Linked DNA regions of Homo sapiens: regions 1, 2, 3 and 4 are each linked to region 5. The links are chromatin contacts, found by Hi-C or POLR2A ChIA-PET in ENCODE. All regions are on one chromosome and are shown on one strand. The core of a region is the stretch at or near the end of the contact, and the rest is flanking DNA. Distances in the headings are between cores, read along the strand shown. Region 1 holds the start of TPM4 (tropomyosin 4). Region 2 holds the start of FARSA (phenylalanyl-tRNA synthetase subunit alpha). Region 3 holds the start of LYL1 (LYL1 basic helix-loop-helix family member). Region 4 holds the start of UCA1 (urothelial cancer associated 1). Region 5 holds the start of ADGRE5 (adhesion G protein-coupled receptor E5).

Region 1 (2,700 bases), core at 61-2,560, 1.7 Mb after region 5:
AGTCTTCTTGAGCCAACTCTAGACCGGTGTGGTGGGGGGTGACAAAGAGAGGTGATGGGGTCTGTGGTTTGTAATCCATAGGCCTGAGCTTCTCAAACTAGGAGTGATGGGAGGATAGGACTCTTGGGATAAACAGAGGACTGAAAATTTAGGGAAAGTAGGGGACATTTTTATTAAAATGAACATGGCCTATATGCAAAAATTTTAAAGATTTAACCCGAGCCTTCAAAGAAAGTGATCCTGTAGGGGCGAGTCTCTTCTAGCCAAGCTCCCCAAAGCCCAGAAATGAGGGACTAGGTCTGAGCCCTTCAGCCCTTCAGAGTATTTTGGTAAGACAGTCTAAGAACCACTGCCTTGGGCCATAGGGAGCCATAGCAGGTTCTAGGCAGAAAGAGGGCAGGCGTATTTGTTAGAAAGTTTCTCTGACCCCGTGTTGGGGTCAGAACCAGAGGGAGAAAGGCTGGGGACAGGGATGGGCGGAGGGATCCACGCGCAGAGAATGAGATTGCTTAACTCCAGATCATGGTGAGGCTGCACCTCTGAAACTGGAATGTGTGTATTTCTGGAAAACATTTGGAGTCTTCAGTTTCCCAAAAGCTGCCATTGATCTCCCTAGAGTACTGGGGACCCCAATAAGCCCAAAACAGCTGGTCCTCAGGACGAGGGAAAGATGTGAAAATCCCACTATCAGGTAGCATGGATGGCGTGGTGCATGCTATCGCAACCCCTGTTCTACAGATAAGGAAACTGATGCCCAGAGAGAGACGGAGGACTCTTGTGAATATTGGGGGGGACCGCCCCTGCACCTCGGGGACGTGACCCCCCCCCCAGGCTGACCCGTTCCTCGCTCTGTCGTCCCCAGGTGGAGGAGGAGCTGACGCACCTCCAGAAGAAACTAAAAGGGACAGAGGACGAGCTGGATAAATATTCCGAGGACCTGAAGGACGCGCAGGAGAAGCTGGAGCTCACGGAGAAGAAGGCCTCCGACGTACGTGTGCAGGGATGCGGGAGCCCGCGGCGGGGCCAGGCCGGAGCCCCGGGGCCGGGAAGGCGGGGAGAGCCGCAGGGGGAGGAGGAAGAGGAGGAGGAGAAGGCGGCGCCTCCCAGCGCTTTCTCCAAATAAGTCCCGAAAAGGGGCACTTTCCAGCAGCTGTGGCCAGCGGTGCCGACGTCAGGCCCTCCCCCAGCGGTGCTGACGTCGGCGGTCCGGCCGGGTGACCTCATCGCCCCGACGGCAGCCGGCCCGGGGGGCGGGGAGAGGCGGGGGCGGCCCCCGCGCAGGCAAAGGCTTGGGGGGCCGGGGCGCGGCTGTGCAGCTCTCGCCGGAGCCGAGCCCAGCCGAGCGTCCGCCGCTGCCCGTGCGCCTCTGCGCCTCCGCGCCATGGCCGGCCTCAACTCCCTGGAGGCGGTGAAACGCAAGATCCAGGCCCTGCAGCAGCAGGCGGACGAGGCGGAAGACCGCGCGCAGGGCCTGCAGCGGGAGCTGGACGGCGAGCGCGAGCGGCGCGAGAAAGTGAGCGCCCCGGCCTCGGGCCCCGCACCCGCAGCCTCCTCCCCCGCGCGCCCTCCTTTCTTCCCGGCTTCCCGCGCTGCCCGCCCGCGCGCAGTCCTCGGGCCGCCTTTTTACGCCCTCGGACGCCGATCGCCGACCCACATCCCTGCGCCCGCAGCCAGGACCCCCTACTTCCTCCGCCGTCCTCCTTCCTGGGCCTGGGACAGGGGAGGGGGCGCCGCCTCCGGGTCGGGCGGGGCCGGCCAAGCGGGAAATGGGGGGATGGGGCGGAGGGGGTGAGCGATCTCCGGGTGGAGAAGTGGAGCGGCGGGAGGGGGCGTATCGTGCAGGCTCCGACTCCGGGGCTGGCGCCGGGGTCCCGGGCCGAGGGGAACCCGCGACCGGACTTGTGGGGGAGAATGAGGATGAAAACGTGGAGCTTCCATTGTCTAGGGTTTGACCGGCCGACAGGGATTTCGACGGGGGACCGGGGATCTGGGGAGGGGGTCGCACTTTCTCGCCTCTTTCGCGGCTTCCCGGCTTCTGCTTGCTTCCCTGACCGTTCCCAGGGGCGCGGCGGCGACGTGTCTGCTCCAGGCGGCGGGGGGGATGGGGGGTGGAGGAAGTTCAGCCCCAAGCCGCCCGCCTTTCTCCAGCTGATTCCTGCGGGAACCGGGGCGGCGGGACCCTGCCTCTCTCCAGAAGGCCCCGGGAACGCTGGCGCGGGGCCCTGAACCCACGATCGTTTGAGCGCCTGCTGTGCGCCTCCGCCGCGAGTCGCAGGGCCCGAGATAAACAATGGGTCTGAAAAAGGAGGGAGTTTCACCATCCTCTCTGCATCATCCTCCTGGCTGTCCCTCGGGACAGATGGTGGCACCGCCAGGGTCTGGGGACAGATTTGGATTCTGGTCCCATATCATGCCACCCACAGGCTTCATGACTTGGTATTTGCTCTCTAGGAGCTTTTTTCCCATCTGCGAGTAGGACTGATAAGAATCCCGACCCCCCAGAGTAGCAGGGAGGGTCCCAGGAGTAAATCTCAGGCGTGGAGCCTGGCGCTTTGTAAATAATCAATTGTGTTGTTGTTTTTTGTTGTTTTGTTTTTGAGGCAGTCTCACTCTGTCGCCCAGGCTGGAGTGCAGTGGTGCGATCTCGGCTCGCTGCAACCTCCACCCCCCGAGTTCAAGAGATTCTCCTGCTTCAGCCTC
Region 2 (2,700 bases), core at 92-2,591, 1.4 Mb before region 5:
TCATTAGATTGAACCTCACCTCCTTATATTATTTAACCCTCTGTGACGTATACAAATGTCAGATCATATTGGTCAAGGCACTGTCACCCCACACAACACAGCTGCCATCTCTCCTCTGCATTGAGGACTATGGGCTCTGCAGCCTGAGTGCCTAATTTCAAATCTGGGCTCATCGGCCTCTTCTATTCACACTGATTATGTTACTGACCATCAGTTGTCACATCTGCAAAATGGGAATAACATGGCCATCAGCCAGGATTATGGAATGGATTGGACAAACAAGCTGAGACCAAAGTGGGGCACAGAACATGAGCTCTACGGATAAACAGCCCAGATCCTGGCCCCATGGATCTAGCCTTCTGGGTGGCCCACGGGCCCCTCAGCATCCTACGCCTGTGACTCTGTCACTGTCCACTTGCCCAAGTCAGAAGGCTGGACTTCATCTGTGCGCCCCCTGCCTTGTCCTGAATCCCACGCCTTCCCCACCTCCCCCAAGCTTCCTTCCCATAGCCAGACATCATGCCCTCCAGCTTGGGGAAGTGCCAGCTTCTTCTTTCATCCCTTCACCTCCAGTCCTGTCCATGCCAATTCTTCCCAAAGGTGATGTGGATAGCACACTCATCTGACCGGCTCTAGCTCCTGCTATCGCTTCCCAGTTCCCTCATGAGGTAAAGACCTAAGAGGCTTTGCAATTACAGCTATGCTGGTCTCCCTTGCCGCCTGCCATCCCCCAAGATCCCGGCCACTGATCTCTAAAGTGCTATCACTTTCCTCAACAGAGAACAGACTCAGCCGTCACCTGCACCAGGCCGCTCTCCCTGACCCCCAAGGCTGGGTCAGCTGTCACAGCTGGGTCCCCTGTTTTCCCCCATCACTCTGGTTCTTGAAGCACCTTCCTATTACGTCGCAACCTGCGTGAGGGCAGCAACCGCGACTTCCTCGTCCATCATCGTACCCTCTACCCACGCTGACCGTGCCTCAATAAACGTTTATTGCATGAGGAACATCCGTGCGTCTGGGCCCTCACTCGTCCCACTTCCCGCCCGCACATCCCGGAGTGGACACATATACAGCTACCCCAAACTAGGCCTGAGGGAATTTGGCTTGGACGTAGAGCGCCCGTGGCAAGGGGACTGTAGGTGCAAGGGCAAGGCGGTCCGGCATCACGGGCCCGGCTCACCTCGCCCAGCGCCTGAAGGCTCTTCACGGCGCCCACCACCGCCTGGTGCTCCATGCCCAGCTCAGCCGCCAACTCGGCGCTGTCCAGGCCGCCATCAGACGCCTCCAGCCGCCGGAGCAGCAGTTCCGCCACCTGACCATCCGCCATGACTCCTTCCAGTGTGCTCAGCGTGTCCGGGCCCGGGTGGGCGGGGGGAGCTGAGCCACCGGAACCGGAACCGGAGTGTGTACCGCCATCTTGAATGTGTCTAACTGTAGAACAGGGCTCAATGTGTCGTCATCTTGAGTGTGGCGACGGAGCCGCAAAAGGTGCATGGGACTCAGTTCCCACCTCCACCCTGGCTCCATCAATGGCGTCTGGTTGACCAGAGGGGTAAAATTGATTATCTCAAGGTCAGAAGCACCGCCCTGTTTTGAGTTTTATCTAGCCTCACTTCGAGCGGGCTGTGTGACCTTGGACTTCCCCGTCTCTGGGTTACAGAACCCTCTGCCCTTCTGGTATTCTCTCTTGCCCTAGGAGAGGCGGTGGGTGGTGGGCTCCAGAGATGGTCATTTTGGCGATGTCAGCTACTTTTAAAATTTCAAAGGAAGGCTGGGTAGGTACCGTCCCTTTTTATAGAGGGAAAAGGAATTCACCTAGTAAGTCAAGGTGGCACCTAACCTGTGTGGACTACCTCGTATGTGGTAGTACTTAGCCCAGAACTGAGTACTTCACGTGTAGTATTTCATTTATCCCCAAAACTTTATGATGTAGATACTGATATAACCGCATTACACATGTGAGAAAACTGAGGCTCAGAGGGTGGTATGACTTGCCCAAGGTTCTACAGAGAGTTGGTGGAAATGAAGTCATAAATTATAAACCTTCCAGATCCTCCCACCCCTGTGCGCTGAGAGTAACGTCAGTGCAAATACTGCATGGCCTAGATTAGCACTGTCCTATAGAAACACAGTGCAAAACATCTTTCTTTTTTGAGACAGGGTCTTGCTCTGTCACCCATGCTGGAGTGCAGTGGTGCAATTATGGCTTACTGCAGCCTTGACTTCCCAGGCTCTAAGGATCCTCCAACCTTAGGCTCCTGAGTAGCTGGAACTGCAGGTGCGCGCCACCACACCCAGCTTTTTTTTTTTTTTTAAGTATGGGTTTTGGCCATGTTGCCCAGGCTGGTCTCAAACTCCTAGGCTCAGGTTATCCTCCTGCATCGGTCTCCCAAAATGCTGGCATTAGAGGCATGACCCACCTCGCCCAGCCAGCCAGACCCTGACTCTTACAAAAAAAAAGATGACTAATAAAATATTTTGCACTCGGCCGGGCACAGTGGCTCACCTCTGTAATCCCAGCACTTTGGGAGGCCGAGGCGGGTGGATCACCTGAGGTCGGGAGTTTGAGACCAGCCTGACCAACATGGAGAAACCCCGTCTCTACTAAAAATACAAAATTAGCAGGGCGTGGTGGCGCATGCCTGTAATCTCAGCTACTTGGGAGGCTGAGGCAGGAGAGTCGCTTGAACCTGGGAGGCA
Region 3 (2,700 bases), core at 42-2,541, 1.3 Mb before region 5:
AAACCCCAAGATTAACCCTGTTATCCTCAGATCTAAAGATCCAACCCAGAGACTCCTCATTAACTCATTGATGCCATGTGAGCTTGGAATCCCTCCAAGATGGACTCTGACCCTTCACGGAAGGCCCCCAGCCCCCACCCAGGCTGACCCTCTGCACCTCAAGAATGACCCTGCGGTTCTTCCCATTGCTGTCCCTGAAAGTGCTCCATAATTGCTTGAGTGACCCCCACTCCCACTGCAAACATCCCCCATAGCAACCCTGTGACCCCACTACTGACACTATGACCTCAAATGCTGACCCTAGACCCCCAAACACTGACCCCACTGCCCAGTCCAGTCCAGTCATGCCCCAACCCTCCCTCTGGCTTGGAAGCCCCCATCCTCATCAGCATCCACGCTTTTTAAAATTTGTTTATTTTTTTAGAGACAGGGTCTCCCTCTGTTGTCCAGGCTGGAGTGCAGTGGTGCAATCATAGTGCACTGCAGCCTCAAATTCCTGGGCTCGAGCCATCCTCCTGTCTCAGCCTCCTGAGTAGCTGAGAGTACAGGCATGTGCCACCATGCCCGGCTAATTTAAAAAAAAAAATTTTTTTTGTAGAGGCAGGTTCTCACTCTGTTGTCCAGGGTGGTCTGGAACTCCTGGGCTCAAGTGATCCTCCTGCCTCAGCCTCCCAAAGTGCTGGGATTACAGGCATGCACCACAATGCCCCGCGATCATCCACAGTTTTGCATACTGTTTTGACATCCCTGTTTGCTCTTGGTTCCAGAGTCCAGGATGTCCCAGCAAGGTGTGAGACTGTTGGCCCCTCTGCCCTGTCTTCCTCAGCTAGGCCCTGGGGAAGCAGGCCTGGCCCCTCACTAGTGGGTCCCTGCTGGTGAATGAATGAATGAAGGAATGAACAAAGGAATGCAGGCTGGGTCCCAGGCCCGGGATCCTCCACCTTTAGGCCCGCTCCCCTCTTACCCCAGCACTGTTCTTGCAGCCTGGTGAGTGCCCTGGCTCTGTCCCGTCAGGGCTGGCAGTCTGGGCCAGGGTGTGGTTTCCAGCGTCAGGCCAGGCTCTGCTGTCTCGCGAGGGTCCGGCCTCAATGCTCCAGGCCCCGGCGTTGGGCCGCGCCTCCTCGTGGGCCTCGGAAGGCCAGGATAGCCGAGGTCTCCGCGTAGGTCCCCCCCAGGGAAAGTGAGCGGCTCCCGGGCCGGCCCGCCTTCTCCCCGCCCCCGGCGGCCCGGTTTCCTCCCTCTCACCCCTGGCGGCGCAGCGGCCGGAGGATGCTGGCCCAGTGCAGATAAGGGCCAGGCTGCCTGGCCGCGCCTGATAAGGAGCCTGGCTGACCCCGGAGGAAACCAGCGGGCGGGGACCTAGCAGCGCGGGCCTCCCGGCCCCGCCCCCAGCCGGCGCTGGCAGGACTCGGTCCGCCACCCCTCAGGGCTTCGCCTTCCGCTCCCCCAGCCACTGTAGGGACCCCGGGCCTCTGGGGACCCGGGCCCCAGGGCAGCCGGGGAGGGAGGTGCCTGGATGCACGCAGGGGGTAAACTGAGGCAGGGAAGCTGCCTCCTCTTATGTCCGAGTCTGCCCTTTGGCTTTGCACACTCCCTGCCCGAATGTCTGTGCTGATGGGGGTGAGGGAGAGCCCTTTCCGGCCCGTTGGGGCCGCGTGACCCTGGGCCCCCACCTCCTCTCCTCACCCAGCCTGGTTCCTCTTTTTACAGAGGCCCTTCCCTCCTCTCCACCACCCCTACCCGGGAGTGGGGCACCCAAAGGGGAACAGTTCTAACAGTCTGGCCTTGGGTGTCCAGCCTGGGCAGGTGTCCCAAGCCCTCAGCACAGTATCCACACATTTCCAAGCCCAGGAGGGTGAGAGGAAGAGCCATGGCTGTCAGGGGTGGGGTGGGGAAGTTGGATTTCCTAGGGTGCTGGGGCTGGTGTGACCTTCCAGTAGATGCCCAACAGGTCCCCACAACTATAGGCCTCTTGGCTACAGGATCACATAACTCCAACTTGGTGGTCCATGGCCCTCACCCCACAGCACCCGGCCCCTTCATGGGGGGCAGTTATCCTGGCTTGGTGGTAAACCTCAAGACCCTACTGGAGCCTCCCACAGGGAGAGGCTCTGGGCACAGCCAGGCAGCAGCAGCTACCAGACTGCCACCCACTTGTGATACTCATGCTTTGGCCCGTCTGTGTATCTGGGCAACTGCAAGAGCCCCCAGGCAGGCAGGCACCCAGCAGCAGGACTACCAACCCCCCCCCCCCCCCGCCCAGGAATGGGGTGGAGCCCAGGACCCCACGATCAACACCTCCATTGCTTTCCTCCAAAGAAGCAGGAACTAAAGTTTTATGCAGTAAAGGCCGGGCTTGGTGGCTCATGCCTGTCATCCCAGCACTTTGGGAGGCTGAGGCTGGCGGATTGCTTGGGCTCATGAGTTTGAGACCAGCCTGGGAAACATGGCAAAACCCCATCTCTACAAAAAATACAAAAATTAGCTGGTTGTGGTGGTGCGTGCCTGTAGTCCCTGCTACTCTGGAGGCTGAGGTGGGAGGATGGCGTGAGCCTGGGAGGTGGAGGCTGCAGTGAGCCAATATTGCGCCACTGCACTCCAGCCTGGGCCACACACCTAGACCTTGCCTCAAAAAAAAAAAAAAAAAAAAAAAAATTAAGCGCTAACTCTGATATCGCTACAAGGAGGGTCCTAAGATTA
Region 4 (2,700 bases), core at 151-2,650, 1.4 Mb after region 5:
CATTTGAGGTCAGAAGTTCGAGACCAGCCTGGCAAACATGGTGAAACACCATCTCTACTAAAAATACAAAAATTAGCCAGGTGTGGTGGCAGGTGCCTGTAATCCCAGCTACTCCGGAGGCTGAGGCAGGAGAATCACTTGAACCTGGGAGGCGGAGGTTGCAGTGAGCCGAGATGGCACCACTGTACTCCAGGCTGGGCAACAGATCAAGACTCTGTCTCAAAAAAAAAAAAAATTAATGGATGAAATATAAGGCTAGACATTTCTTTTCTTTTTTCTTTTTTTTCTGAAATACACCTCTTTCTTGCCTCCTTGGATATATTCTATCTTGTCTATCAAACTCTACTAATAAAATCCATTTGATATTTAATTTTTTAAAAACTGAGGTTCAGGCTGGGTGCAGTGGCTCACACCTGTAATCCCAGCACTTTGGGAGTTTGAGGCAGGAAGATCGCTTGAGCCCGGGAGTTTGAGGTCAGCCTAGGCAATGTAGTGAGACCCTGACTCTATTATAAGTAAGTAAGTGAAAAAAAAATTTTCAAGGTGACAAACCCAGGGAGGGGTAGGGCAAACTGGAATACCGGCAAGTCTGACTCAAGTGTCAGATCAGGTCATCCTATATAACCTCAGACATGCCCCAAACCCTGTGCTGCTCACATATATACTCAGTGACCACCCTCCCAGAAGACACTGCATTGTGTGCGTTTCAGCTTTTTGCGTCACCTCAGTGAAGGTGGTTTTCCTGTCCTTAGCCATAGTTTTCTCCCTTCACTAGGCTAAGAGGATTCAAAGGACAGGGATCATTCCAGTCTTTTCCCTTCAATAGCAGCATCTGAGTGGCTGACCAGAGAGGTATTTCCAAGAAGTGAAAACTGGGCTTGGGGTGAGAAAAGCTAAATGTCCTAAGGGGTTTCCTTTTAGATGACGGAGGGAGATACCAGGGGACTCCTCCCTCCCGGGAGGTAGGGGGAGGGGGTGCACCCGGCGGCTCCCCTGAGAGGCCCCACAGGCACATCTCAGGCTGTCCTCTGGGAAGAAATGACCCAGGAGCTGATATTCATGACCCTCCAAGAGACCCGGCAGCTTGTGGGCATCTCAGATGAGCCCCAGGCAGTTCTGAAACCCAGGACCAGGAAAAGATAAGAGGGTGGGCTGAGGTCACATCACCCTGTAACGTTTCCAAAAGGGAACTGTCAGGCCTCTGAGCCGAAGCTCAGCCATTGTAACCCCTGTGACCTGCACATATATGTCCAGGTGGCCTACAGGAGCCAAGAAGTCTGGAGCAGCTGAAAAACAAGGAAGTGAAACAGCCAATTCCTGCCTTAACTAATTAACCCACCTTACGACATTCCACCATTATGACGTGTTCCTGCCCTGCCCCAACTGATCAATCGACCCTGTGACATTCTTCTGGACAATGAGTCCCATCATCTCTCCACCATGCACCTTGTGACTCCCTCCTCTGCTGACAACAGATAACCACCTTTAACTGTAACTTTCCACAGCCTACCCCAGCCCTATAAAGCTGCCCCTCTCCTATCTCCCTTCGCTGACTCTCTTTTCAGACTCAGCCCACTTGCACCCAAGTGAATTAACAGCCTTGTTGCTCACACAAAGCCTGTTTAGGTGGTCTTCTATACGGACATGCTTGACACTTGGTGCCAAAATCTGGGCCAGGGGGACTCCTTCGTGAGACCGGCCCCCTGTCCTGGCCCTCATTCCGTGAAGAGATCCACCTGCGACCTCGGGTCCTCAGACCAGCCCAAGGAACATCTCACCAATTTCAAATCGGGTAAGTGGTCTCTTCACTCTTTTCTCCAGCCTCTGTCGCTACCCTCCAATCTCCCTGTCCAGTCTTTTTCTTCTCTAGTAGAGACAAAGGAGACACATTTTATCCGTGGACCCAAAACTCTGGCGCTGGTCACAGACTCAGGAAGACAGTCTTCCCTTGGTGTCTAATCACTGCGGGGACGCCTGCCTAATTATTCACCCACATTCCACTGGTGTCTGATCACCTTGGGGATGCCTGCCTTGGTCATTCACCCACATTCCCATGGTGGCAAGTCATTTGCGGGGACGCCTGCTTTGGCTGCTCACCCCCGCCCTTCTCCGTGTCTCTACTTCTCTCTTTAAACTTACCTCCTTCACTTTGGGCAATCTTCCGCCCTCCATTCCTCCCTCTTCCCCCTTAGCCTGTGTACTTAAAAACTTCTCTTAAACTAACACCTGATATAAAACTCAAACGTCTTATTTTCTTCTGCAATACTGCTTGGCCGCAATATAAACTTGACAATGGTTCCAAGTGGCCAGAAAACGGCACTTTTGATTTCTCCATCCTACAAGACCTAGATCATTTTTGTCAAAAAATGGGCACATGGTCTGAGGTGCCTTGCGTCCAGGCATTTTTTACACTTCGCTCCCTCCCAAGCCTCTGCTCCCAATGTGACTCATCCCAAATTTTTCTTCTTTCTCTCCCGTCCGTTCCTTCAGTCTCTACCCCAACCTCAGAGTCCCCTGAATCCCCCTTTTCTGCAGACCCCTCTGACCTCTCTCCCCCTCCCCAGGCCACTCCTTGGCAGGCTGAATCAAGTCCCAATTCTTCCTCAGCCTCCGCTCCCCCATCTTATAATTCTTCTATCACCTCCCCTCCTCAAACTTGGTCAGGCTTAGTTTCATTCCATGACTAGCTCTCCCCCACCT
Region 5 (2,700 bases), core at 177-2,676:
AGAGTAAGATCTCTTAAAAATATATATAGCGTTTGTTTGTTTGTTTTTAGACAGTTTCACTCTTGTTGCCCAGGCTTGAGTGCAAGGGCACAATCTCAGCTCACCACAACCTCCGCCTCCTGGGTTCTATCAGTCCTCCTGCCTCAGCCTCCCAAGTAGCTGGGATTACAGGCATGTGCCGCCACACCCGGCTAATTTTGTATTTTTAGTAGAGACAGGGTTTCTCCATGTTGGTCAGGCTGAGTCTCGAACTCCCGACCTCAGGTGATCCACCCACCTCAGACTCCCAAAGTGCTGGGATTACAGGTGTGAGCCACCGCACCCAGCCAAAAAATAGCGTTTTAAAAAATTATGAGGTAGCTCAAGAGACAAGCTAATCATGTGATTTATCCAGAAAGGAAAGAACCCTCCTATCACATGATTCTCTGTTGATTAACGAAGAGGCCTCTGAAATATAAGTTTCCCACAGGGGGAAACTGGCTTAGAAAGATCAGAAAGATCCAGGAGGTCTGCTCTGTGCGGTGAAGCTTCTCTTCTTGGCACCTGCCTGGCATCGGAAGAGGGCCCCTTCTCCCTCCCTGGGCTTTTATGTGGACACTGTAATGCCTCAGTTTTCTTTCTTTCTTTTTGTTTTTGACACAGGATCTCACTCTATCACCCAAGCTGGAGTGCAGTGGCACCATCATAGCTCACTGCAGCCTCAAACTCCCCAGCTCGGGTGATTCTCCCCGCCTCAGCCTCCTGAGTAGTAGTAGCTGGGACTACAGATGTCTGCCACCAGCCTGGATTATTTATTTATTTATTTTGTAGAAACAAGAGTTTCGCCATGTTGCCCAGGCTGGTGTCAAACTCCTGAGCTCAAGCGATCCTCCTGCCTCGGCCTCCCAGAGTGCTGAGATCACAGGTGCGAGCCTCTGCACCCGACCTGTTTCCTCATCTGGAAAATGGCAGGGAAACGTTCTGCCAGCTGGGACGCAGGCTCTGCCAACTCTGGCATGCCAAAGCTCTGGGCACAGGGCGAGTCCCACCAGCGTGGGCGTCCAGAGCTATTTCTGACAAGACCCCTTTGCGCCTGCCCAGGGAAGAGCCAAGTGGCCCCAGGCAAGACCGCCCCGCCCGGCTGCCACACCTTCCCCTCAGAGCAGCCAGCCCCAACACAGAGGCCAAAGGGTTCGTCAGAGCCACATGGTGGAAACTCTAGCAGAGGGTTTTTGAAAGCAGGTTGCACTTCATTCTTACTGAGTGCACGTGTGTGTGTGTGTGTGTGTGTGTGTGTGTGTGTGTGTGTATGCAGCGCCCCTGGGTCTGTGTTTTTATTGCACTTTCCTGCTGGCTTCCAGCTGCACCGCCAGTTCCGGGGAGGGCCCTGGGCCAGCGGCTGTCCGCCCCCCCTCCTTCATAAAGTCCTGGCCTCGGGACAGCCTGCACAGCTGCCTAGCCTGTGGAGACGGGACAGCCCTGTCCCACTCACTCTTTCCCCTGCCGCTCCTGCCGGCAGCTCCAACCATGGGAGGCCGCGTCTTTCTCGGTAAGTACTTTGGGGCCCCGCTGGGAGGGGCGAGGAAGCTCCAGCGGGACCCCTTGGCTGCGTCTGAGAAACGGGAGGCGCCGCTGGTGTCTGTGGGGCCTGCGATAGAGGAAGCCACATGGTCAAGCAGGCACTCACGGGCACACGGCGAGAGGGGCTGGTGGTGCTTGGGCACCCCCACACCCCGGCAGGAACTCCAGGGTGCTCTTGGAGCCTGCTACCCTGCCTGGAGGGATCCTCAAGCTTTCTACTGGAGCCAGTCTGGCATCTGCTCCCTAAGAGGGGAAACTGAGGCACGGGGGAAGGAAAGGGGCAAAAAGTGAGTGCTGGGACCCTGAGAGCCGCTGTGCTTAATATAACGCATAGAAGGACATGGGCGGGGGTGGGGAAGCTAGAAGCCAGGACTTCTCCACTGCAAGGTACCCCCAATTTGTCCCTCGCAGTCTCAGCAGCAGGGGCAGCCCCCAGAGACCCCAGTTCTTGCTCCCCGCAGACCTGGCTGGGGCTCAGCTGCGGATCGAAGGGACTTTGCCTGGTTCTGGGTTTGAATTTGATTTTTGTTGTGACTTCCTGGGACTCCCTTTCCCGCCCCACCCAAGGTGACTGTAACGGTTATCAGGGTAGCTCGTTGCCTAAGCAACGGGGCAACAAAGAGAGTGAAGAAATGACATTTGGGGCAAAAACCAGAACTTCCTGGACCACAGGGACACAGCTTCCCTGGGCCAGCCCCAAGTGGCAGGTGTCAGCTCAGCACCCCGCCTTGGCTTGAGAGTGAGAGACAAGAGCCCACCTTGGGTTTCTTGGGGGCACACTTGTTGGGGGCAGTTGCCAAGACCTGGCTTCCCAAGGGTTCCACGCCCTGGCTGTCTGTGTCACCAGGGCCAAGTCAGAGAGCCTCTGCGCCTCACTTTTCTCATCTATAAAATGGAGCACAACCCGTCTCCGTCTTAGATTGTTTTAAGGGATGAGTGAGTTAGGACACAAACTATTCCTGGTTCACAGTAAGAATTAGGTAAACAGCATTTTAAAAGTGTTGGCTGGGCACAGTGGCTCACACCTGCAATCCCAGCACTTTGAGAGGCCGAGGCAGGTGGATCTCTTGAGCCCAGGGACTGGAGACTAGCCTGGGCAACACATCGAGACGTTGTCTCTACCAAAAACAAATTTTTTTT

What was found. Hi-C counts contacts between places; a loop is a spot of excess contacts on that map. ChIA-PET counts read pairs that join two places held with the same protein, here RNA polymerase II (POLR2A). Pooled maps may share reads with other maps.
Region 1: a pooled map shows a loop between it and region 5 (6-fold over the local background). The contact joins the promoter of TPM4 here to the promoter of ADGRE5 in region 5. A Hi-C loop is called at or near these places in 6 of 50 pooled maps. POLR2A ChIA-PET finds 5 or more read pairs at or near these places in 2 of 52 experiments (B cell and H1).
Region 2: a pooled map shows a loop between it and region 5 (2.5-fold over the local background). The contact joins the promoter of FARSA here to the promoter of ADGRE5 in region 5. A Hi-C loop is called at or near these places in 2 of 50 pooled maps. POLR2A ChIA-PET finds 5 or more read pairs at or near these places in 3 of 52 experiments (AG04450, CD8-positive, alpha-beta memory T cell and naive thymus-derived CD4-positive, alpha-beta T cell).
Region 3: a loop to region 5 is called in a map of B cell, with 11 times the contacts of the local background. The contact joins the promoter of LYL1 here to the promoter of ADGRE5 in region 5. A Hi-C loop is called at or near these places in 1 of 168 maps with a recorded cell type or tissue (B cell), 1 of 37 single-sample maps with no recorded cell type and 5 of 50 pooled maps.
Region 4: a loop to region 5 is called in a pooled map, with 4 times the contacts of the local background. The contact joins the promoter of UCA1 here to the promoter of ADGRE5 in region 5. A Hi-C loop is called at or near these places in 3 of 50 pooled maps. POLR2A ChIA-PET finds 5 or more read pairs at or near these places in 2 of 52 experiments (CD4-positive, alpha-beta T cell and activated CD4-positive, alpha-beta T cell).

What each region holds. Positions count from the first base shown.
Region 1 is chr19:16,075,185-16,077,884 of GRCh38, forward strand. It overlaps TPM4 (tropomyosin 4), which reads left to right and starts at 1,311. Exons shown (of 8, transcript NM_003290.3): 1 at 1,311-1,513. The coding sequence starts at 1,382. RefSeq lists enhancers at 195-924, 925-1,652, 1,653-2,382 and a silencer at 961-1,870.
Region 2 is chr19:12,932,370-12,935,069 of GRCh38, forward strand. It overlaps FARSA (phenylalanyl-tRNA synthetase subunit alpha), which reads right to left and starts at 1,342. Exons shown (of 13, transcript NM_004461.3): 1 at 1,181-1,342. The coding sequence starts at 1,327. FARSA-AS1 (FARSA antisense RNA 1) reads left to right here. Exons shown (of 3, transcript NR_149078.1): 2 at 601-668; 3 at 780-927. RefSeq lists enhancers at 945-1,014, 1,025-1,524, 1,246-1,540 and a silencer at 2,577-2,682.
Region 3 is chr19:13,101,567-13,104,266 of GRCh38, forward strand. LYL1 (LYL1 basic helix-loop-helix family member) reads right to left here and starts at 1,292. Exons shown (of 4, transcript NM_005583.5): 1 at 965-1,292. RefSeq lists a cis regulatory region at 1,045-1,965 and a silencer at 1,065-1,674.
Region 4 is chr19:15,827,547-15,830,246 of GRCh38, forward strand. It overlaps UCA1 (urothelial cancer associated 1), which reads left to right and starts at 1,401. Exons shown (of 3, transcript NR_015379.3): 1 at 1,401-1,792. LOC124900418 (collagen alpha-1(I) chain-like) reads left to right here and starts at 1,401. Exons shown (of 3, transcript XM_047439793.1): 1 at 1,401-1,792. RefSeq lists an enhancer at 645-1,844.
Region 5 is chr19:14,380,018-14,382,717 of GRCh38, forward strand. ADGRE5 (adhesion G protein-coupled receptor E5) reads left to right here and starts at 1,427. Exons shown (of 20, transcript NM_078481.4): 1 at 1,427-1,528. The coding sequence starts at 1,507.